Regions from separate parts of the Homo sapiens genome. Here region 2 is linked to region 1. A link is a contact called in ENCODE Hi-C or POLR2A ChIA-PET data. All regions are on one chromosome and are shown on one strand. Each heading gives the region's core, a stretch centred on a gene start or an enhancer-like site at or near the end of the contact. The rest is flanking DNA. Distances are from core to core; before and after follow the strand shown.

Region 1 (6,276 bases), core at 2,213-4,712:
AATTTCTTTTATTTATTTATTTTGTATTTTTAGTAGAGACGGGGTTTCACCATGTTGACCGGGCTGGTCTTGAACTCCTGACCTCAGGTGACCTGCCCGCCTCGGCCTCCCAAAGTGCTGGGATTACAGGCTTGAGCCACCGAGGGAGGTGACTCTTCATTATAATGGCTTTTGTGTGTTCCAAAAACAGGTTTTTGTTTTTTGTTTTTTTAAGCTTACTATATAGAAACAGTTTTATTACAGAATTTAAGCACACAGACTCTGAAGTCACACTCCCCAGGTTTGAGTCTTGGATCTGTGGCTTGCCAGCTGTGTGACCTCATGTCTCCTCTCTTTATCTTTGAAATGGGAATGATAATAGCACCAGCCTCATAGGACTGTTGTGAAGATGAAATGAGTCAACCAATGTAAAGGGTTTTGCACAGTGCCTGTTATGTAACTCTTGTCCAGCAGACACATCCAGTCCTGTGTTGTGTCTATGTTCTGTGTCCCTTCCTAGATTCTGTCCTCTGGGAGGGGAGAGATCCCCTTCATTCATTTTCCAATCCTCCTGTACCTGGCACAACAGACCTTTCGCCAGATTGGGTGCTCCACAAACATTTGTCAAATTGAATTTGTAAATCTGCAGGTGTTTGTGCTGGACAATGAGACACTTACAAGTTCCCGGTCTATGCTATGCTTTAATTACCTACGAATCTTGTGAAGAAAATGGTTCTTGAATCAGGCTGGTCATCTAAAAGCTTTTGCCCTGTTTTTAAAAAATCCACGTCAATTCTTTGTCATTTCTTGGTGCTAGAAACATTTCAAATCTCTTTGAGCTAAATGAGGTGATGGCTATCCAGAATGTCCTGGTTTGATCATAATATATTGTATGCATGTATCAAAATATCAAATGTATCCCATAAATATGTACAATTATCATGTATCAAATACAAAAATTAAAAAAAAAAATCCAAGTCATTGCCACTCTGCTTCTGTGAACAGGAAGCCTTTTTACCTTCAAGCCTTTCCCAAGTCCCTTCCATTTGTAAGGCCACACCTTTTCCTTGGGGAAAGAGGAAAGAAACACCTGTCATAAGGTTCAAGACTTCTCAGACACAATTGGAGGTATTCAGCTGTAGGTAAACACAAACCTGTAGGTAAACACAAAAGTGACTGAGGTCCAGAGCTTTGGGTTTCACTTATAACCATAAGCAACTGTGTACCTGCTAAGGAAGAAGGCTGCAGACCTGAAAGAGGCCCACGGAAGGCCTGGGGATTTCTGAGAGGACACCGGCTCAAGTTACATTCCCATATTATTTCACCACCCTCATGCTTGTTTATTTACATTTCAGGCTGCCTCTCTAGGCGAGGCTGCAGGAGTGAAGGGGCTGGAAGAGGTTTCAAAGGAGAGTGAACGTGGTAGAAAAGGAAATATTTGATTAGAAGTTAACATGTCCTCTGGGGCTTCTTTGACTTGGATTACTGTAAAAGTGCATGGTGTAATAGTTGAGCACTCCCGGGAGGTGGTGGGCGGTCTCTCTGTACAGAGTTGTGGCTTTGTTTCTGATGAGTTGCAGCTGCTGTGCATAATGTAGACTAGATCAAATGGGGCATGGAGAAGAGCCATTCACAGGACCGGAGTGACGGTGCTCGCTCTGATGGCAGAATACTAAATTAATCATCTTCACCTAAACCTGTGCTTTCTCCTGGCCTGTACCTCAGTGAATACCTGCAAGTTGCTTAGGCTGTAACTTGAAGTCAGCCTACAATCCTCTTTGTCTCCAGATCCTGTCCACTTTCCTTTCCGAAGGTCTTTCAGATCCATTTCCTTCTTTCCACCTCCACTGGCACTGCCCTCATTCAGAGTCTCATCATGTCTTCCTGGATTGCAGCTTCCTTCCAGGTCTCTCAGCCTCAAGTCTTAGGCCTCCCATTCAATTTTCCGTGTTACTGTCAGAGGAATTTTTCTAAACTAGCTTAAAACCCGTCTGTGGTTCTCCATGGCCTTCCAGATCAAATGTGCTCCCTGAAGACTGGCCTGTGAGCCCCTTCACACCAGTAATCCTGACCCTGCATGCAATTCCCAGAACACAAGGCATTTGTTCTCAAATCCTGCGGCTTTCTTTGCTTGCTTCTCCTCCTGCCTGGGATCCTTCCCATCCTCCATGGTTTCTCTCCTCCTTTCCTCCTCCTCAAGTTCAGATATTTCCCTCACCTGTACCCCCTCTGTTGTAGCATTTATCACAAACTACACTGAATCTCTTGACTGGGCAGAAGAATGAATTGTTTCCCAGCATCTAGCTTTGACATAAAAGTTGCTCAATAAATACTTGACGAATGAATGAACTCTATTAAAGTAGGGTTCAGTCATAGTTCAGGGAAGGGGCCCTGAAATAGCTGGCTCTGAAAGAAGGTAATGCCGGTTATTGCGATTATGTTGTTAGATGGGTAGAATTTCGCATTCGATTAAGGGATAGTTTTGGGTTTCTTCAAGCTAAAGAAACTAAAGCCTATAAAAGGTGATTTAAAAGACCTCTTCTCTAGACTTGATGAAACGCTGTAATTGCCATCTTTGGCTGACACTGAGGAGTTCAGGAATGCCAAGCAAGTGTTTCCAGAAATGTCAAACCTGCTGTTTTAAAATATGTCATTCCAGGGCACAGTTAAATATACAACTTGCTCCGATGAGGTGGGAGAAGTGGGCCGGTGAGCTGTGAAATGAAATCTGCCTAATGAGGGTCGAGGCCAGCACACACAGGGACCTATTTGCAGTAAAACAACGTGGGGTGACGCCTAAGAAATAGACAACATTAACACAAAGGGAGCCTACTACGTAGCACATTTCCGCTAGGCATAAAAGAGACACCTTTCCAGAAAGCAACTCTAAAAATGAATGCACCGCCTAGTGAGGTGCGAGCCTTCCTCCCCACGAGGCGTCCCGTGCAACCGCACGCGGACAGCGGGGCTCCAGCGGAGGCGGGGTGGATGCGGAGACAAGGCGCCTAGGAGACTGGGCTAAGGCTTTGAGTGTCCGAACGAAGATTCTTTCGAACCTATTGATTTTTTCTAGTCTTATGATTCTTTCGAACCTTTTGATTCTTTCCATTCTCGGTTCTAAGCATTAAAGCGCAGCTGAGAAAGGCAGCAACAAAGATGGGAAGAGAACTAGCAGGAGTTCTCAGAGAAAAATGGGTGATAATTTAGGGGAGAAGCCATAAAGAAGAGACTAAGCGAGAAGCGGAGCACACGCAGAAGACGAAACAAGGAGGAGGAGAAGAGAAGAAGAACCTTGGCGAAGGAAGAGAGTGACCAAACTCGTCCCGGACGGGAGGAGGGCAGGCCCGCCCAGAGGGAATCGGCTGCTTTAAGGGAAGCCCCGCCCCCTGGTGGTGACGCTCCACCAGGCCCGTCCGCGATTGGCTGCGGCCAGAGGGCGGGATGGGGTTGCTAGGCGAGGAGGGGATCCGGCGGGCCCCCGCCGCCCGGAGCGCTGAGCCGCGGGAGCGGAGCCGGGGTTAGCGGCGCTGCTGGAAGATGGCGAGCGGCCGGGACGAGCGGCCGCCTTGGCGGCTAGGGCGGCTCCTGTTGCTCATGTGCCTGCTGCTGCTGGGGAGCTCGGCCCGGGCGGCTCACATCAAGAAGGCGGAGGCGACTACCACAACTACGAGCGCGGGCGCCGAGGCGGCCGAGGGCCAGTTCGACCGCTACTACCACGAAGAGGAGTTGGAGTCGGCGCTGAGGGAGGCGGCGGCCGCGGGCCTCCCCGGCCTGGCCCGCCTCTTTAGCATCGGCCGCTCGGTGGAAGGCCGGCCGCTGTGGGTGCTTCGCCTCACCGCCGGCCTGGGGTCGCTAATCCCTGAGGGCGACGCGGGGCCTGACGCTGCCGGGCCCGACGCTGCGGGGCCGCTGCTGCCCGGCCGGCCCCAGGTGAAGCTGGTGGGCAACATGCATGGCGACGAGACCGTGTCGCGCCAGGTGTTGATCTACTTGGCCCGCGAGCTGGCGGCCGGCTACCGCCGCGGGGACCCGCGCCTGGTCCGCCTGCTCAACACCACCGACGTGTACCTGCTGCCCAGCCTCAACCCCGATGGCTTCGAGCGTGCCCGCGAGGGCGACTGTGGCTTCGGCGACGGCGGCCCGTCCGGGGCCAGCGGCCGCGACAATAGTCGCGGCCGCGACCTCAACCGAAGCTTTCCCGACCAGTTTAGCACCGGCGAACCCCCCGCCCTGGACGAGGTGCCCGAGGTGCGCGCCCTCATCGAGTGGATCCGCAGGAACAAGTGAGTGTTGCCTGCCCCCTCCCCGTCCGTGTGAGCCTCCAAGGGCCGAGGCTGGTTCCGGCACCCAGTAGGCGCTCAGACAATGCTGGCATAAGGGGTGGCGGTGGTGAAGGTGAAGGGAGACACCCTGTAACGGGGACAGGGCCCAGGCCGCGTAGCCTCCCGTCCTGCTAATCATCAAAGAATTGCCTCCTAGAGGCTGTCATTTGTTCAAGGGATGGCTGGAGGGGACACTCCTTTCTGACATTTCTGGTCCCTATTCTTACAGGGGCATAGAATATGAGCGAGAAGAGATCTTAAGGATAACCTAGGTCAGCTCACACATTTTATAGATAAGCTGTCAATGTTGTTATCTTATATCAAAAGTGCCTAATGTTATAGGCGCTGTGCTAATTTTTTCTGTGACTGCAGTATCTCACTTTATTTTGGCCACAACCTGATGTCATAGACACCATCAGTTTTGCATACGGGGAAATTGAGGGTCAGATTGGTTAACTGATTTACATAGGAGTGTGGCTGGGACTTAGAATTAGGCAATCTGATTCCCGATAGTCCTCTTAGCCACGGAGGGACACTGGAGCCCAAAAATGGCAGATGATATTCCCAGGATCTTCCCCTTGCCTATTTGACAGAAGCTGATTTTTCTCCAATTTTTACCTCTGACTCAGCTTAAGAAGATATGGACTTAGCTGGAGAACTTGCACAGATCTGTGAGCCGCTTCATTTTAGACTCTGAAGGGTTTGTGATGTCATTTGTGCACCTTATTAGCCTGGGCAGAATGGCTAATGGTCACACTTCTAATACACACTTTAAGTGTTATTAAGCATTGCATGAGGTTTAAAAAATTACAAAGTAGAAGAAGGAGGACCTCAAGAAATTAGTATAAAACAAGAGAATGTTATAAATATTTATGAGGTATGTTGGTGTACCCAGTTAAACTTTACAGGAATTGTTCCCACTGGCAAGATGTGTGTGGGCTGCAATAACACGGACCATCTCTGTGGAAGAGGTAGAGCTTGAGCTATCTCCAGAGATGGGCAGGATTTTCAGCAAAAAGGAGAGGAATAAAATAAGAGGGAACTCACTCCAGATGGCATAGTGTCTGAAGTGAGCAGGCATCTCTTCCCCTTTTCTAGCATCAGCTTTTCCCCATTTTTGTATCTTCATAAGGCTTTTGAAGCAATAACTGATCATTCCATCTGGATTAAAAGAAGATTTCTGAGGGACTGCTAAGATAAAGAAGTTTCCCTGCGGGACTTGGAATCATTTCTTCTACAAGATTTCAGTCATATATAGAAGATCTAGAAAATTCTTGAGTGTTAGGACAGTTCCTGAGTCTTTTCGTCTTCTATCTTTTACTTTACTCCTCTTGATAAGCTCTCTTGTAGATATATAATTTCACATAGACTTTCTGGGAGGATTTTTTTTTCTTTTAAATACGATCGTGTCATCACCTCTGAACATCTGCGTAAGAAATATGACTTTGACATACACTTATTGACAGAGCTGTGATGGCCAGGGCTTTTTGGAGATGATACAACAAATGCACCGTTTGCATTGCTTAAATGTTTAAAATGCTCTGTCCTTGCACCTTTAAAATGCTGTGATCCTTGCAGGGATGTAAATTCTGTGCCTGGATTTTTCTTTTCAGTATTAGTTGTGCTGTGACCAAATATGAAAATAAGCTTTTTCTTGGTGCAAGTCGCCTTGAGGCTATACAGAGTCATTTTGGTCTGTGGCTGTGGACTACCCTAATCATATCTGTTCTTCAAATATGTAACTCTCATTAATCAAAAGGGAAAGTAGGTGATCATATATGGTAAAGAGTACATCCATCCTAACTCAGTCTTCAAGAATTCACTCAAAATGCGTACTCTGTGCTATTAACCAATAACAAAGGACACTGATATGTGAATAAAATTAAAAACACAAGCACACACACAATTTGATATTGATGCCTAAATATAGTGTCAACTTTATGGATGGGATATTTTTAAATACTCAAACATTAGT
Region 2 (6,276 bases), core at 2,423-4,922, 350 kb after region 1:
CTCCTTACCAGAACCCTGCAGAATAGCAGCGCAGAGGGAACCAGGGCCAGGGAGGTGAGGAGACCAGCTCAAGGTCACACAGGGCACGTATAAGGCAAAATTGGGATCTAGACCCATGTGGATTCGCTGCCCACACAACTTGGCATCGGGTGGCTTCCCTGCCCTTTTTTTTTTTTTTTAATTAAGAGAGGGTCTTGCTCTGTTGCCCAGACTGGAGTGCAGTGGCAGGATCATAGCTTACTGCAGCCTTGCAAACTCCTGGGCTCAAGTGATCCTCTTGCCTCAGCCTCCCAAGTAGCTGGGCACCACCACGCCAAATTAAAAAACAAAAAATTTGGCCGGGCGCTGTGGCTCACGCCTGTAATCCCAGCACTTTGAGAGGCCCAGGTGGGCTGATCACGAGGTCAAGAGATCGAGACCATCCTGGCCAACACGGTGAAACCCCGTCTCTACTAAAAATACAAAAAATAGCTGGGCGTGGTGGCGCATGCCTGTAGTCCCAGCTACTCAGGAGGCTGAGGCAGGAGGATCGCTTGAACCCAGGAGGCGGAGGTTGCAGTCAGCCGAGATCGTGCCACTGCACTCTAGCCTGGTGACAGAGTGAGACTCCGTCTCAAAAAAAAAAACAAATTTCTAGAGACATGTTGCCCAGGCTGGAGTGCAGTGGCACGATCATAGCTCACTGCAGCCTTGAACTCCTGGGCTGAAGTGATCCACCCACCTTAGCCTCCCAAAGCACTGGGATCACAGGCATGAGTCACCGTACAAATCCAGCCATTTTTACTTCCCCTAACCAGTTCCTCTGCTAGGATGCCTGTTGCAGTGTGAAAGAAAGCGCTTGGAGACCCTGGGAGGGGAGTACTCCTCAGCTTGGGGACACTGCCTCCACTGAACCTTTCTGTGGCTGGACAGTTGGAGAAATGAGGAAGTTGAAATAAGGAAGCCACTCCCCATCCCCAAAGTAACATGCTGGAAAATGATCTGAAAGTGACACCAGCCATGTCTAGTCACAGATGTGGGGGGAGATGCGGACGGGGGCTGGTGGCGGCTGGGGGAGTAACACGCTGTAAAATGATCTGAAAGTGACACCAGCCGTGTCTAGTCAGGGATGTGGGGGGAGATGCGGATGGGGGCTGGAGGTGGCTGCGGGGGATTTAGTGAAGAAGCTGGGGCAGTGGAGAGGGAGCTGGTATCAGGAGTGGGCATGAGAGGGGAAGCGGGCAGAGAGCTACAGGGCTGGAGAGGGGGTGTTCAGGGCTGTCTTGCAGATATTATCCTCCCATTTCCCATGTGAGGAGACTGAGGTCTGGACCAGGTGTCCTGCCCTGTGGGGATCTTTATTTATTGAGGGCCTGTGCCTATTTGTTTTATTTTATTTATTTATTTTTGAGACAGTCTGGCTCTGTTGCCCGGACTGGAGTGCAATGGCACAATCTAGCCTCACTGCAACCTCTACCTCTCGGGTTCAACCAATTCTTGTGCCTCAGCCTCCCGAGTAGCTGGGATTACAGGTATCTGCCACCACGCCCGGCTAATTTTTTGGTATTTTTAGTAGAGACGGGGTTTCACCATGTTGGCCAGGGTGGTCTCGAACTCCTGACCTCTGGTGATCCACCCGCCTCGGCTTCCCAAAGTGCTGGGATTACAGGCATGAGCCACTGTGCCCAGCCGTGTGCTGATTTCTAAGGGCCTCTCTCAAGAAGCTCGTGTTGATAAAAAGGTAATTTCAGGTGCTCACTTGAGAGCTGTGAATTAAAAACAGGGAAAAGATGGCGGGTGAGGGCAGCAGGCGAGGACTGTTTTGTTTGCAGGGGGCCAGGGTAGGTCACTCTGCTGCGGTGACCTTGCGGCTGAGCCCTGAACAATGAGCAGCCGCAGCCAACATGCAGGGATCCTGCTTGGGGGCTGGAACTGGAATGTTGAATGTTTCAGGAACAGGAGGGAGGACAGAATGGGGCTTGGAGAGCTTGGTGGCACCAGTTCACCCACAGCCTCTGGGCTCTAGTGAGGAAATGAGACCCCAGCAGAGACCAGGGGGTCAGTTAATGTTCGGATCAACATCATTATGTGGTCCCTTAGCTCTGAGTGAAGGGCGGATTGGGAGGCGGGCAAGGAGGCCAGGACAACATACAGGTGACATAGGATGGCGGCATGGGCCTGGGTGCTGTGCTTAGAGCCAGAAGTGGGCAGGTCGCGAGATACTTGAGAGGCAGAGCCCACAGGACTTGCTGATGGCTTCTGTGAGGGGGATGACAGGGAAGGTGAGGAATCAAGGCAGAGTCTCAGCTTTGGGATCTGAGATTCATTCAACAAATAATTCAGTGCCGCGTGCCAGGCCTATTCTAAAAGTTGAGGATATGAAGACAACAATGGTGATGGCCTCAAGCAGTAATCCCAGCACTTTGGGATGTTGAGGCAGGAGGATCTCTTGAGGCCAGAAGTTCATGTTCAGCCTGGGCAACATAGCAAGACCTCATCTTTGCAAAATAAAATAAATTAGCTGGACGTGATGGCGCATACCTGTGGTCTCAGCTACTAGGGAGGCCGAGGCGGGAGGATCGCTTGAGCCTGGGAGGTGGAGGCTGCAGTGAGCCATGATTTCACCACTGCACTCCAGCCTGAGTGACAGAGCAAGACCCTATCTCTAAAAAAAAAAAGTAAAATTTGGGGATGCGGCCACCATGAGCAAAACAGTTCAATGATCCCTGCCCCATGAAGAGGACATTCTATACACCAGGTGAATAGTTCCATCTGAGCAATGGCCTGAAGGAGCCGGCCATGTGGACAGTGGGTTGGCAGAAGCTACAGGTGGAGGAAGCGACAGGTGCAAAGGCCCTGGGGCAAGGCCTGCTGTGGTCCAGGAATAGCAGGAGTGGCTGGAGCAGACATGGGGTCAGGGAGCTAACTGGGCCAATTACAAGGGTTTTGGTTTTCAGCAGGGAAATGGTAATGGGGGCTCTGATGAGAAATTCCAGGCTGGACATAAGAGATTTGAAAGTGCTGGCTCAATGATGGTACTGAGAGCCCAGGACAGCCTGAGATGGGACAGGCTGGGATGACAGCTGGATGTGACAGAGCAGGGGTTCCCATGCTGGAGGGCCCGCCTCAGAGAATGTGTGTTTCTGGCCAGCACAGTGGCTCACGCCTGTAATCCCAGCACTTTGGGAAGCCGAGGCAGGCGGATCACGAGGTCAGGAGATCGAGACCAGCCTGGCCAACATGGTGAAACCCTGTCTCTAATAAAAACACAAAAAAATTAGCCAGGCGTGGTGGCGAGCGCCTGTAATCCCAGCTACTCTGGAGGCTGAGGCAGGAGAATCGCTTGAACCCGGGAGGCGCAGGTTGTAGGGAGACGAAATCGCGCCACTGGCACTCCAGCCTGGGCGACAGAGGGAGGCTCCGTCTCAAAAAAAAAAAAAAAAAAAAAAAAAAGCAAGGCTCGCAAAACACCGGATTCCTTCTCAGCTTTCTGAGCTGAAAAGGTATAGATCCTCAAGAAGAGAAGAGTGTATGTAAGTACTTCTCAACCAGTTTACCTCTCTGACCGCTCTTACGGTGTTTGGGGGCAAAAAACTAAGGATCTAGACTCTCTAAACCGCTCGCTGGGTCCTTCTCTCCCCACAATGCACCGGGGCCAGCAGGAAGGCCGCTCCGACCCCTAATTTTCCCGCGAATTCAGTTCAAAGAGGCGGCCGGGCCCGCGATCGGCAGCGCGCACCGGCCAACCAAGCCGCGCCTCCGCGAGAAGCGCCTCCGCGTGACTGACGGGGGAATCCGCGGGCCAACGGGCTGGGCGGCCCGGCGGTGCGCGCTCCCGCCGGCCAATCAGAGCGCCGGGCGGGGGAAGTGGGCGGAGCGAGGCCTGGGTAGGGTGAGCGGCCTCCGAAGCGGAGCGGGGCTCTGAGGAGACACTTTTTCTTCCTCCCTCCTTCCCTCCTCTCCTCCTGCCTTCCCTTCCCCTTTCCTCCCCTCTCTCCTCCTTCTCCCCTCGGTCAGCCGGAGCCTGCTGGGGCGAGCGGTTGGTATTGCAGGCGCTTACTCTCCGGGGCCGCCCGGCGAGTAGCTGGCCGGGGAAGGAGGCAGGAACCGCGATGGCGCCTCAGAAGCACGGCGGTGGGGGAGGGGGCGGCTCGGGGCCCAGCGCGGGGTCCGGGGGAGGCGGCTTCGGGGGTTCGGCGGCGACGGCTTCGAGCGGCAAATCCGGCGGCGGGGGCTGTGGAGGCGGTGGCAGTTACTCGGCCTCCTCCTCCTCCGCGGCGTTACCGGTGAAGAAGTCGAAAATGGAGCACGTCCAGGCTGACCACGAGCTTTTCCTCCAGGCCTTTGAGAGTGAGTGCGTGCGAGGCTTTGAGGGCAGGAAGACCCACTCTGCCAACACCGGGGATGGGACACTCTGCTGGGCCCCCTTCCTCCTCGGGAGTCCACTTGTGTGGTAGTGGAGGGAGGAATTGAGGGGATGTCCCCCTTTCGGAGATTACGTCTCCAGGGGATCCGGAGTCCAGGGCCTTGGGAGAGCTGGAAAAGAGGGTCCGGGCGGGTTCTTGACTCCCCCAAGATTGACGCAAGAGGCTCGGGACTGGGGCCCCACGTTCAGAGCAGGCGGCTTTTAGATGAGGAGGTAGCAGTTGAACTGAGCCGCAGTCACATCCCGAGACTGGTTCTTGTTTTCTTTCATGCCTTTCGGACTCTAGAAATACAGGGGTTTCGGTTGTAGCTTTTGAGGGGCAAAATGAAGCCTGTGAAGGGATGAGTGCAGTGGAACCGAAGAAAGTGTCCTTAGTCTGAAATGCCTTCGCGCTAACTTGGTGCTGCAGGTTCCTATGGCACCTTTGGATGCTTAAAACCCTTCAAATCTATCCACCCATTTTGTGGATATGTAAACTGAGCCAGAGAGTGGTCAAGCATCTTCTCTGGAGACGACCCCAGAATTCTGCTTTTTCTACTCGGCTTACAGGACATTTTCTTGGGTCAATTTCTGTTTCTAAGGTCTGTCTGGTAGGTGAAACTGACTTATTTGGAAAGGAGAGCAAGGTGTCTGGAAATAAACAATAGAATTTATTAAAAACATCGTGACTATGAATAATCCTGATTGTTCTTTAAGGAATGTTATATCCTGATTGGTTTCCTTTTTTGCTTTTGTGTGTTATAATTTGGGTGATCTTTAATAGCTAAGTAATCTTACAGAAACTTGAATAAACTTGGCTCTACCGCCCAGTGTCCTTATTTACAGTTTCACTGTGGCATATATTAAGGGCATGGTATCAGCTGTGCTTAGAAAGACCGTATTATGTTGTTTAATACCCTTCCTTCATTCTCTCTCATTAGTGCTTCATGAAATTCTAATTGGAACTTAATAGAAGGAGTTTCAGTTTTTATCGAAACGAATATTGACCTTGCTTCAGAGAGATTCACATTATTCACATATTTCTTAATATACTTTGAAATATCTAGAGAGGCTTTAATTGGAAATAGGATGGAGAACTGAAGGGCAGTGGTGACAATAATGATACTTGTTTGTACCCCTTCTAAAGTATCTCATCTCCCTTTAGTTAATTTAAGATAAAACTAACCAATTGAAGATTTAGGTGGAAATTTTAAAAGTTCTTTCTGAATGTTAAGAGAAGACACATTCTCCAAGAAAGTTTTAACTATTTGCGTTCTGATGAGTCGACCTCAGGGAAGTCAAGTGTCATTAAGAGCTAGATCTGGTCATAAAACAACTTGAAGTTGTTTACTGGAAAGTTTAAATACTTGAATGTAATTATTCACAGTTATTTCTATTTGGTTTATTCTGATACTGCTGTATAATGACAACGTGATACTAATAGGTCATTAATGTAACTAATATAATAGTATATGTATTTTTCATCCACTTAAGTCCTGTATAACAAATTACATTTTAACTAATTTGAAATTTAATTCAACTCATTTTAAGCGTTAGACGGTTTTGTGAATCTGTCAATTGTGTAAAAAATGTATTGAGGTAATATTTATATTGAACAAAATAGATAAAACTTTAAATTATAATTAGGAATATTTATTGAGAATTTTTTCTGCAGTTTGTGTCCGAGATTTATTTCAACATTGACTGACTTTTGAGTGCAGTGGATCCCACCTGTAATCCTAGCTACTCTGGAGGCTGAGGCAGGAGGATCTGTTGAGCCCACGAGTTTGAGACCAGCCTGGGCAACATATCAAGACCCCTTTTCAAAAAAAGAAAAAAAAAATCTTGACTGACTTTCATCATACCTGTATTAGGAATGTCTGGATCTGTAT

Evidence for each region. Hi-C counts contacts between places; a loop is a spot of excess contacts on that map. ChIA-PET counts read pairs that join two places held with the same protein, here RNA polymerase II (POLR2A). Pooled maps may share reads with other maps.
Region 2: a loop to region 1 is called in a pooled map, with 4 times the contacts of the local background. The contact joins the enhancer-like site here to the promoter of CPD in region 1. A Hi-C loop is called at or near these places in 5 of 50 pooled maps. POLR2A ChIA-PET finds 5 or more read pairs at or near these places in 2 of 52 experiments (CD4-positive, alpha-beta T cell and HEK293T).

The regions. Positions count from the first base shown.
Region 1 is chr17:30,375,465-30,381,740 of GRCh38, forward strand. It overlaps CPD (carboxypeptidase D), which reads left to right and starts at 3,463. Exons shown (of 21, transcript NM_001304.5): 1 at 3,463-4,262. The coding sequence starts at 3,517. RefSeq lists enhancers at 1,189-1,478, 1,729-1,778, 3,049-3,218, 3,364-4,291 and silencers at 3,269-3,508, 3,809-3,938.
Region 2 is chr17:30,727,795-30,734,070 of GRCh38, forward strand. It overlaps the pseudogene SUZ12P1. Among named protein-coding and RNA genes, the nearest start is that of CRLF3, 94 kb to the right of the region's middle. RefSeq lists an enhancer at 3,805-4,425 and a silencer at 4,123-4,192. Within about 2 kb of position 3,673, at least 28 of the 41 ENCODE cell types and tissues checked have a DNase peak (open chromatin) inside an H3K27ac peak, as active enhancers do; they include CD4-positive, alpha-beta T cell, where a contact is called at or near this core.